2 separate regions of the Homo sapiens genome follow, and region 1 is linked to region 2. A link is a contact called in ENCODE Hi-C data. All regions are on one chromosome and are shown on one strand. The core of a region is the stretch at or near the end of the contact, and the rest is flanking DNA. Distances in the headings are between cores, read along the strand shown. Region 1 has its middle 170 kb from the start of FGF12-AS1. Region 2 holds the start of OPA1 (OPA1 mitochondrial dynamin like GTPase).

What was found. Hi-C counts contacts between places; a loop is a spot of excess contacts on that map. Pooled maps may share reads with other maps.
Region 1: a loop to region 2 is called in a map with no recorded cell type, with 2.8 times the contacts of the local background. The contact joins the enhancer-like site here to the promoter of OPA1 in region 2. A Hi-C loop is called at or near these places in 2 of 37 single-sample maps with no recorded cell type and 2 of 50 pooled maps.

The regions. Positions count from the first base shown.
Region 1 is chr3:192,061,217-192,066,823 of GRCh38, forward strand. No RefSeq gene overlaps it. Among named protein-coding and RNA genes, the nearest start is that of FGF12-AS1, 170 kb to the right of the region's middle. Within about 2 kb of position 2,420, at least 6 of the 41 ENCODE cell types and tissues checked have a DNase peak (open chromatin) inside an H3K27ac peak, as active enhancers do.
Region 2 is chr3:193,591,866-193,597,907 of GRCh38, forward strand. It overlaps OPA1 (OPA1 mitochondrial dynamin like GTPase), which reads left to right and starts at 1,343. Exons shown (of 31, transcript NM_130837.3): 1 at 1,343-1,544. The coding sequence starts at 1,513. It also overlaps a transcript of ATP13A4 not described here. RefSeq lists enhancers at 1,005-1,656, 1,052-1,121, 1,172-1,221, 1,657-2,308, 1,822-1,901 and a silencer at 1,442-1,591.

The DNA.
Region 1 (5,607 bases), core at 1,170-3,669, 1.5 Mb before region 2:
AAAATTTTGAATGCTAGAACATAGATGGAATAAAGATAACTGATGTAGCAGCAGAGAGAAAGCCATACCCTAAGACTGCAATGGGAAAAGCTAGGAACCGACTTGAGGAACCAATAGCACTAGATAACTCTGGGAGTATTTGGTGAAGTGGAGTGGGGTGTGTGTGTGTGTGTGTGTGTGTGTGTGTGTGTGTGTGTGTGTGTTTAGAGAAGTGATCTCCTTTCTAATCACATGAGTTCCACCTAGGAAACCAACTCTTTCTAAAATTTCTTGCAAAGACCTCTTCTGTTTTAGCACACGTCTGAGCAGATGATGGCAGGTTTATCCTCTGAAGAGATTAAAGCTGAGAATCTATCAAGGTTCAGACAGAGAAGCAGGGTGACTATGAGTGTTATGTAATTAGGTGTGTGTCATGGCAACTAGAATTTACATAGTTGTAGAAGACACTGGAGAATCAGAGAAATAACCACCCATTCAATCCAAGAAGCCACACATGTCCAACAGTGAATTGGGGCTGCAGAGAGGAAGCTCACGGAAAGGTCTAGGGGGTACTATTGCTTCTAGGTAGCTCTTATGCCTATAGATCTTCAGCAAAGCATCTAACTGTGGGCCTGAGGCCCCTGTTGTCAGCATGGCAAACACTTTGCAAGAAACACTGAATGTGAAGTTCAGGAGAGGGAGGACAAGTGGGAACCTGACAAACCCTTATTGTGTGTCTGACCTATTTGACCATGAAAAGAGCTTCACAGTGTATTGAGTGATGCTTCACTTCTTTCTTCTGAATCTTATTAAAGTTTTTTTTTTATTTTTTGGCCACTCTAACATAGAAGAATACAGGAAAAGAGAGTCTAGAAAACATATTTCTCAGCTTAACCAAGTTGACAGCAGAGGGTCTCTGGACTATTGGACTATAGGGATGGTCTAGGGCTGGTATCATTTATGCGAACAGAGAGACCAAAGAAATTGATGCATATAAAATGCTGATCTCTCAGCCTTCTTTTCCCACTCACAAAATATCAGCAGCTAGGCCTTGACCCTCCAGACTACAGATCAGAAGGTTCTTATGAAGTCTGACTTCCAATAAAATAAAAGCCTAAATATTTGGACTTCACGTCTTCTCTAACAGATGACTTAGCCCAATCTTGTCACGGTGAAATGATGCGTCAGTGAGACTCATCCACTTACTCAGAGTTTCTAGTTAGCCTTTTAGCCCACAACACTCTCAAATATGAAGAGACAGCCAGGATCACTAGGTAAGTATGGAAAGCCACTAACATGGAAGAGGGAGTCCAAAGCCATAGACAGAAGAAAACAACTTGCAGAAAGTTGAGACTATGCAAATGAAAAGATATTTTTTAAAAGTATTACTAATATTTTCAAAGAAATAAGATATTATATTCCATTCATTAAACAACTTTCGGTATTATGGAAAAGAACTACTCATGAAACAAAAAGATATCTTATAAAATTTAAAGCTTGAGGGAAAAGAGTAAAACTCAATATAACTTTCAGAGGATAAAGTTGAAAACATCTTTAAAAAGGTAATCCAAAAAGATGAAGAAAGCAGAGGGAAAAAGCAGTGGGCTCACTCAAGAAAAATTTCCAAGACTGAATATTGTTCTAACCAAAATAATAATAAATATCTTTTGGAAGAATAAGATGGAAGTTTGCACACATCTTTGGAGATGTGGAGTGGGAAGAACCTAAATTCTCATCTGTCATAGTGGGTAGTCAATAGTGCCAAATCTGAAAAAAAAAAAAAAATATATACACACACACACACACACACACACACACACACACATACATATACACACATATATGTATATACATACATATACACACATATGTATATACATACATACACACACACACACACACACACATACATATATATATATATATATAGTGGGAAATAAGAAAATAGTGGGCCACGCGCAGTGGCTCACGCCTGTAATCCCAACACTTTGGGAGGCCAAGGCTGGTGGATCACTTGAGGTCAGGAGTTCAAGATCAGCCTGGCCAACATGGTGAAATCCCCGTCTCTGCTAAAATACAGAAATTAGCCGGGCATGGTGGTGGGCGCCTGTAATTCCAGCTACCGAGAAGGCTGAGGCAGGAGAATCGCCTGAACCTGGGAGATGGAGGTTGCAGGGAGCCAAGATGGCACCACTGCACTCCAGTCTGGGTTACAGAGCAAAACTCAGACTCAAAAAAAAAAAAAAAAACAAGCCATGTTATTTAGAGATACTAACGTACGTACATAAAGAGTAATTGAAAGTGATTGTCTCTGGAAAAGAGGAAATAAGGAAAAAGGGTCTGTGAATCATTTTTTGTCATAACAAATCTGGTAGAACTAGTGGCTCTTTGAACTGAGTAAATGCTTAAAAATGTTGAGGCGAAAAAAGTGGCTAGGTAGTGAGGAAGTAGACGCAGTCTGTTAGGCTGAGTTTGACATAAATAGAAAAAATACGCAAATGACAATGAGACAGCCGGGTGGGAAGGGCTTCCTGGCAGAACTGCAACCCGCCGGTGCACTGGGAGGAGTGCGCCCTGGGGTGGAGCCACGGAAGTTCGTACCGTTTCCAGCAGAGAGGAGCCTGGCCCTTCCTCTTCCTGTGTAGAACCCGGGATTTTAAAACTGCGAGGCGAGAAGCGCACCACCAGGGGTTCTGGCTTTGTGGAGAGTCGCTGTTTCCCTTTTATCCTTTTTTCCCAGTAAATCCCATTATTCTCGCCTTTCAAATGGTCTGCAAGGCTAATTTTTTGTGGCGTGTGATAAGGACCTGGCTCTTAGCTGAACTAAGGAAAAAGTCCCTCAAGAAGAAGATATTGATAGGTGGAATGTAACAAGGAAGGATGCGTGGGGTACTCTGAGAGGAACAGGGAAATTATGTGAATATTACTAGGCTACAAGGCAGCAACCAATAGAGATGAAGGGAATGGTTATAGAGAAGTGATAGTTACTAGATGGATGTACTTAAGAATTTGGGAGGGTGGGTAATCAAAGCACATTTTTTAAAAAAAAGCTTACCTTGGTGAAATATAAGAAACGCAATCTCCTGAAAACAAAGTGAAAAAACAGAGAAGTCAAATACAAATCTGACATAAAGAAGTAAGTCTTGCTCAAGAAAGACCTTGAAGCAGCCACACCAAAGGGTAAAGGAGCACTTTATTGGCAATGGAGGCATAGACATCATTCGATTACTTTAATCACAGGGCTCATATTGCCCCAGGTTGTGCCTCAATATTTTAAAATAGCCATAAATTTTCAAAAGAACACTTCCTTATGCAATGTATCCTTAAAAATTCATATAAGAATGTGTATGATTCATCTTCCTTCCATCTCTCCTTTTTTTTTGTTTTTCATGTCCATCAAGTCTGTCTAGGTCTCCACTGAACATATCCACTGCTCGATCTAATAACTGGAATAAACTATTCTGAAACAGTTAAATGAGAATTAGCTGGCCACACGGGAAGGCTCTGTTTCTAATTGGGTAATTATATTCCTGTCTATTAATCTTCAGTGTTAATCAGTCTAGGGAAGACAACCTGATCAATAAACAAACAACAGAGAAAAAAATCTTAAAATATATGGGTCACTAAAATCATTTTCTAAATGTTCTATATTTTAACAGGACGCCATAGAAAATAAAAGTGGACATTGGAGATTTCATTATTAGAAATGTTAATTTTTAAAAATTAGCTTTTTTGAAATCCACTGCCTTTTGTAAAAGCCATCAATTCAGAAAAAAAGTGTCTTATTGTTTGAAGCAAATGTTTATAGAATATACATGTGAAATATGCTACTTCTGTGTTTATTTGTACCTGAATGCAAAGAGAACATGAATAATCTTACAAATGTGGCAGGATTCCCACAAACCCCAGAAACCACATCAGCCAAATAGCTAGAGCACAGTAGGCATTCTAACTTAATAGTTTGCCTCAAGGAAGGTCAGAGTGACCTTGTTAATTGCTGATTCTGCAAAGAAGTAATTGCCAGATTAACAAAGCAAAAGGACAGTCTGTCTAGGTTCAAAATAATACTAGCACAAAAGAAAATCTGTTCTTTGCCCACGTACTCATTCCCTCCTGACAACATTCCCTAAGATACCAACATTTTAAGCAGAGGCAAGAAGAAAATTACCATTGTTTGCTGAACACCTACTATGTGTCTGCCACTTTTACAATTATAATGGCAGAGTCTTGTGTCTGATCAATACTAAATAAAATGGAGATTTCTGCTAAGAAGACATTATTCACAAGCGTTATAATTAACATATGTGTTTGTAATGAGGAGTAAATGCATGCTATATGCAGAACTATGCAGGGTGAGGGGCAGAAACACTGAGAAGGCCACACATCTATTCTCCCAGTGTGCCTAAGAAGGAGTTGCACTCAGTACAGAAAATGCCCTCCACTCCCCTCCGGGTTTGCATACATGAAGTAACGAGTAACTTGCTAGAGACAGATCCATTGTGAGGGATAGCAAATGGAATAGGAACACCAGACACACACACACACACACACACACACACACACACACACACACACACAATCCTGGCATGTTAGGTTTGAATAACCAAAAAACAAAATACATAAATTTTGAAGGTAGACTAAGAAAAACATACATCACACATGAGGAACAAAGATTAGAATAAAAGTAGACTTCTTTTTCAGAAATCATACAAACTAGAAAATAATAGATTGACATCTTTAAAATGTTAAAGAAAAAATAACTTATTAAGCCAGAATTCTATACTAGACAAAATTATTTTACAAGAATGAAGAAGAAATACTTTCCTTGGAAAAACAAAAACTCTGGGAATTTCCTGCCAGTAAACATAAGCTACAAGATATGAAAGAGAAATTTATTCAGATAGAAAGAATATGACACCAGACAAAAAGTTGGTGTCTCAAAGAGATAAGAGAACTAAATATAAAATAAATTAAAGTAATATAATTTTTTCTCCTTTTAAATTACTTTAAAATATAACTGACTTGACAACAAAAATTGTAGCAATTTATTTCGTATTTATAGCATACGTAAAAGACATAAAAACAATAGTACAAACGATAGGAGAGAAGCAATGAGAATGTTTACTTAACAAAACGTGGAACATTACGATGTTATTTGAAGAAAGGCTGTAATTAATTTTAAATATATATGTAATATGTATTTAAATATACATATTGAAAGAGAGGGCCGGGCACGGTGGCTCACACCTGTAATCTCAGCACTTTGGGAGACCGATGCGGGCGGATCACAAGGTCAGGAGTTTGAGACCAGCCTGACCAACATGGCAAAAGCCCATCTCTACTAAAAATACAAAAATTAGCCTGGCGTGATGGCGCGTACCTGTAATCCCAGCTACTCAGGAGGCTGAGGCAGGAGAATCGCTTGAACCCATGAGGCAGAGGTTGCAGTGAGCCGAGATTGTGCCACTGCACTCTAGCCTGGGCGACAAAGCAAGACTCCGTCTCAAAAAAAAAAAAAAAAAAAAGGAAGAGAATGTATAACCCTTAGGACAATCACTAACAAAACTTTATTAAAAGGAGATATAAATAATAAGTCAGCAGATGATATAAAATGAGATAAAAATACAC
Region 2 (6,042 bases), core at 93-2,592:
ACAAAGACACTTTTTGTACAACCCTACAATCCCAGGAAGATCTACAGTTTGCACAGGTTGGTACAGCAAATTGCTCTCTGGACCTGCCATTGAAACAGTCACCACAATAAATAAAGAAAATTCTAAGAGTCCTGCATTTGGGAAGTTTACTATCAATGGCTAGGTCTACTCTTGGTGGTATTGTGAGTGCATGGGTCCAGACTTATGATTCTGACAATTAAGGGAAAAGGAATTGTCTTTATGCTCTGTGTATTTGTGTATGTGTGTGGCATGGGTGGGGGGCGGGTAGTGGGGAGGAGGTGAAAGGTCCCTGAAGTAAAGAGGATGCACAGGACCCTTTTATTTTAGTCCCTAAAAATTGGCTTCATAACCGTTCACAGGCCACATCCCTTTTACGGGCCCTGGTTTCCTTACAAAACATAAAAGGTTTGTGTTGGAAGGGGAAAGGAGTATTTAAAGTGATGGAGGAGAGGAGCTCAAGATGGCTGAGATCTGGGCCTGTCCAACATTGAGAAATTTGGGAGGGGAGCCATCAAAGAAGCCTGGGAGCAGCAGTTCCAGGGAAAAAGGAGAATGTGATGGCCAGAGAGCCAAAAGAAAAAGTAGTTGAAGGAGTGCTCAGCACTAGGCATCTGAACTGAATGCTGTGGCAGGCTCACTGGCCACAAACAATAGGGAGCTGGTGGAGGCCTTGACGAGGACCATTTCAACAAACTGGTGGGCTTAAAATCCGGAAGAAACAGTTGAACAAATCATTTTGACGCCTTTTATAAACCACACAAGCTTATTCCAAACCCGTTACTGGCCTAACTGATTTAAGTCCCTTTCCCATCTGATCCTCAGAGATTCTAAGGGACTTAGCCTATCCATGACTCTTCGTCCTGCTTCTCACCTCCCATGATTGCCCTAACGATGTGAAAGTGCTTTCAAACAAAGATGCCCAAGAAAGAAGGTAGGCAAATGTGCAAGCATTAGTTTGTAGTACGCTATTACTGTATTTCACCTTGCACTCTCTAGTTTCCTTCGTGCTCCCTCAATATCCAACTCTTAATAAATTCATGGCTCCCGGTGAGCATTCATCAATTCTCATTCCACGCCTTTAGCCCTTCCCGTTCCCGCCCAACTCTCGCTCCCTCCCCTGGCCAAATCTCTAACCTGCAAGGCTAATTCCGAATTCCAAATCGGAAGCAAGAGGGCGGGGCCCCGTGAGAGGCGATGGATTGCTCCAGTCCGTTCCCGACGCACTGTGCGCATGCGCTGGTCCTCCGCGGACCGTTCGTGCTGCCCGCCTAGAAAGGGTGAAGTGGTTGTTTCCGTGACGGACTGAGTACGGGTGCCTGTCAGGCTCTTGCGGAAGTCCATGCGCCATTGGGAGGGCCTCGGCCGCGGCTCTGTGCCCTTGCTGCTGAGGGCCACTTCCTGGGTCATTCCTGGACCGGGAGCCGGGCTGGGGCTCACACGGGGGCTCCCGCGTGGCCGTCTCGGCGCCTGCGTGACCTCCCCGCCGGCGGGATGTGGCGACTACGTCGGGCCGCTGTGGCCTGGTAAGTGCAGGCTCTAATCTGGCCCCGTTAATTCTGGGGCCTCTTGAGAGTGGGGCTGTCTTATCTCTATCTCCAAAAATGTGCAGGTGACTCTCAGGCCAGGCCGACGGCAGTTGGAGAATTCCCAGATGTTCTTGAGGACCCAGAATGACAGGAGCCCTGGCTGGGCTTACGTTCGGAGCCGGCTTCAATACTGGCCCTTTTCTCTGGCCCTACCCAACCCGAAAATTCTGGACGCCTCTCAATCTTGGCCCGTCTCTATTGTCCTTTTGTCTCTGCCCTTTACACCCTTGTGTCTTCAGTGTTCTGTCTGTCTCTGGTTGCCTCTTTTGCCTTTTTTCTGTCCTCTCCCTGCCAGGTTTGGCTCTGTCCATGAGTCACCTCTCTCCACATTTCTCCTAACTCTCGGTGTCTTCTTTTTCTTCCATTTCCACGCCATGTGTACATTGCATCTTCAGGTACCTGGGCTCTTCTATCGGGGAAAGGGGCGTCCGTCTCTTTCCCTAGCCCGCTGATAGAAGTCAGAACTAGAGCAATGACGCACACGGTGTCAGAGACGGTGATTCGAGATGCCCTTTCAATAGCAGCTTTTTTCTGTGTTTCGGGAGGGAGACTTACTTTTTGATGCAAGGTCGTGAACGTGGCACCACCTTTCTAATCTCAATCATTGTTGCCCTGGGGTGGTTTAATTCTAAATAGAAAATCATAGAAATCTTTTCATTTCTGTGCGTTACTATATGCATTGTAATGAGATTAAATTGGATTTTATAGGAAATTTTGTTCTAGTATCATTAGATACCTTCAAGCTTAGCTCATTGTTGCAGGCATTTGATAGGAAGTAAGATGCATCAAGCAAAATTGGAAAAACGTGGTTTTCCTGAATTAACTTCTAAGCAGTTGTTTTGAATTTTTTCCAGACCTTTTTAAGTGGTATAGATAATTTATCGTGTTTATAAGGAATGGAATGCATTCGTTAGTTTGTTTTTGTTTTGTTTTGAGACGGAGTCTTGCTCTGTCGTCCAGGCTGGAGTGCAGTAGCGCTATCTCGGCTCACTGCAACCTCCGCCTCCCAGGTTCAAGCAATTCTCCTGTCTCCGCCTCCGGAGTAGCTGGAATTACAGGCACGCGCCAGCACGCCTAGCTAATTTTTGTATTTTTAGTAGAGAGGGGGTTTCACCATTTTGGCCAGGCTGGTCTCGAACTCCTGACCTCATGTGATCCACCCTCCTCGACTTCCCAAAGTGCTGGGATTACAACCGTGAGCCACCGCGCCCGGCCCAATTTGTTTTATATAGGTTAACTGGAGTCCAAAATACAGAACTAGATGAGATAACAATAGTTAACAGTGTTAGTCAGTTAGAATTATTGCATAGGTATTTTTAATCTCATGGAATTTTAGTCTTTGAGTAAGTTCACAGCCCTTGGTATTAAAGTAAGTTATTTACAACCCTTGCATTTCTACTTCTCAATATTTAGTGAGGAAACATATCTGATTTTCTTTAAATAAAAAGAGAAAAGACTGCAGAAGATAGCATTCTCTGTTGGAGCAATTAAGATGTATAAGAAGAACTACAAAGACGGAGTTTTAAAACAAACTGATTTATAAGTGGTATTTATTTAATTGGCTGTCATTGGGCTAAATTATTTCTAAAGTTACCATGGATGCCATTGAGTCATGGCTTAAAAATGTCTCCTGGTGATGGCACAGTTTAGCTACCTAAAGAAGTAGAGATGTGGGAAGCCAGAAGCCCCAAGCTCTGCAGTTTTTCTTTTGCTATAGTTCCTTTGCATGTTGTGAAAGAATACAGTTAAATTCCTGCTCCCTAACAGATGAGAGCATAAGCATTTCTTTGGGCATACATATGTAAATACATGCTCATGGACATGTGAAAAGATCAATACTAACATTTGGGTGCAATAAATAATTGTGTAAAATTATTTTTAAAAGAATTACATATTAGGAAATGATATATTGATTAAAAGTGATAGTCAATGAACAAGAGAGTAGATTTCTGGGGGAAACCTATTTTGCATCATACTTGATTTTTAGTTTTGACTGAATATTGAAGTCTATATTCAAAATTCTTTTCCTTTAGAACTGTAAAGGCATTGCTGCATTTTCTTCTAATGTAATTGTTTATTGCTGCTGAGAATTCTTATGACAATCTGATTTTTTCATCTTCATGATTATCTTGTTTTTCCCTTCATGGAATCTGTTAGGGTCTTGACTTTATCCTTTATCCTAAATTTCTCAAGGCTTGGACCAGGTGTGGGTTTGGTTTTGTTTTCTTTTGCTACTCATTTGACTTGGCACACTCAGTGGGCCTTTCCCTTTATCTTTCTTCATTTCTGAGACGTTTTTCTCTCTTATTTTTTATTATCTTCCTTTCATTTTTCCTGTCCTTTTTCTTTCTAGACATCTCTTAGGAGGATAGTGGTCCTCTTAGATTGATATGTTATGTCCGTGATTTCCAAAGTAAGATTTGTACTCGTCGTCTGTTAAAAGGAAAAGCATACATATACCCTATGTATATATGCACACTTTTTTATTTTTAAATTATATATGTATCTGTACTAATTATTTACATTGTAAGTCAACCCTAACATAATCTTAAAGGATAAGATACAAAACATACTGCATCTAGAAGCTTCAGTACTTTCTTCCTGAATCCCAGTAGATCCTTTTGTTCATCCCACGGGATGCATTCCGCCCCCATCCTCCCACTCCCTTTGGATACCACATTACCACAGCTCTGCATCACTTAACTTTCCTCTTATGTTTTTCACCTTTTTTTTTTTTTTTTTTTTGCATTTTATGTCCTGGGGAATTTCCTTAATTCATTTCATGGTTTTACTGTTGATTTTTTTAATATTGGCCATCGCAACTTTTCTTTTCTTTTCCTTTCCTTTCCTTTCCTTTCCTTTCCTTTTCTTTTCTTTTCTTTTCTTTTCTTAATTTTCTTTTCTTTTCTTTTCTTTTCTGTTCTTTTCTTTTCTTTTCTTTTCTTTTCTTTCACACAGGATCTTGGCGTGTTGTCCAGGCTGGCCTCGAACTCCTGGGCTCAGGTAATCCTCTCACCTTGGCCTCCCAAAATGCCAGGATTACAGGCGTGCGCCACTGCATTTGGCGGCAACTTAATTTTTTTATTTTTATTTTTCCTTTTAGAGGACACCTAGCACTGAGCATTGCAACTTTTCATTTCCATGAACTTTTAAGAAAACTCTTAAAGACATGTTTAATTCTGTACACTTTCTATTGTTCTTTGATTGCTGTTTTTGAATAACAACAAGGAGTACGCCTTAGCATTTTGATGGTATCCTCTTAATAGTCGCAATAATAGTCCCCTTGGCGCTCTGTATACTCTCAAGTCTTAAATGTTTTGTATGCAGCTGTACGTTGACAGTTGAATGGTCTCGCTCCAAGTGGATCAGCAAGAACATAAAGAATCATTTAACTGGTACAGGCTGCGGCTTGTGAATTCCCTATTAACACCAAAGAAGACGTGTGAGACTCCGTACTGAAACTAAAGACGACTTGTGAGTTCCACACTGAGATCAAATAAGTCTTTATGATGGTGACAGAGAGTGGTGTCAACGCCTAAAGTTTTGGTTAATCTCTCTAAATTGAGGGGCTGACCAAAAGGGGGAACTTAACTGTATTAGACATAATTTTGAGAAACATGGGTATGTGGATGGTAATGGAGGAAATGGGTGTAGATGAGATTGCCTAGGGAGAGTGAGAAGTAGGTTAGGTCTAAGCCTTGATGAGTTCCCAACATTTCCAAGGGTAGTTGAGGATACTGAAAATGAGTGGCCAGTGAGATAGAGGTAAAGCTAGAGACTGCCCAGGGGAGAGGAATTTTCAACAATGAGGAGGTGTCAACATTGTCAGGTATTGCTGAGAGGTCAGATAAAACCAGAATTGAGCAAAATGGCCATTGGAAGCCTATGGTGCCCTCCGTAAGAGCTGTTTCGCTGAAGTGATAGAAACGGAAATCAGGCTGGGCACAGTGGCTCACTCCTGTAATCCCAGCACTTTGGGAGGCCGAGGTGGGCGGATCACCTGAGGTTAGGAGTTCGAGACCAGCCTGGCCAACATGGTGAAACCCTGTCTCTACTAAAAATACAAAAAGTAGCCAGGTGTGGTGGCAGGTCCCTGTAATCCCAGCTACTCAGGAGGCTGAGGCAGGAGAATCGCTTGAGCCCCAGAGGCGGAGGTTGCAGTGAGCAGAGATCGAGCCACTGCACTCCAACCTGGGTGACAGAGCAAGACTCCGTTTCAAAAAAAAAAAAAAAAAAAGAAATGGAAATCAGGATGGTTTGGCTTTTATTTTAATAAAATAGCTAGAGCAGGGAAATGGGGTACTTTTTTTCCCCCTTTTAAGATGAGACATAGCCAGGTGCAGTGGCTTACACCTGTAATCCCAACACTTTGAAAGGGAGGGTCGCTTGAGCTCAGGAGTTTGAGACCAGCCTAGGCAACATAGCAAGACCTTGT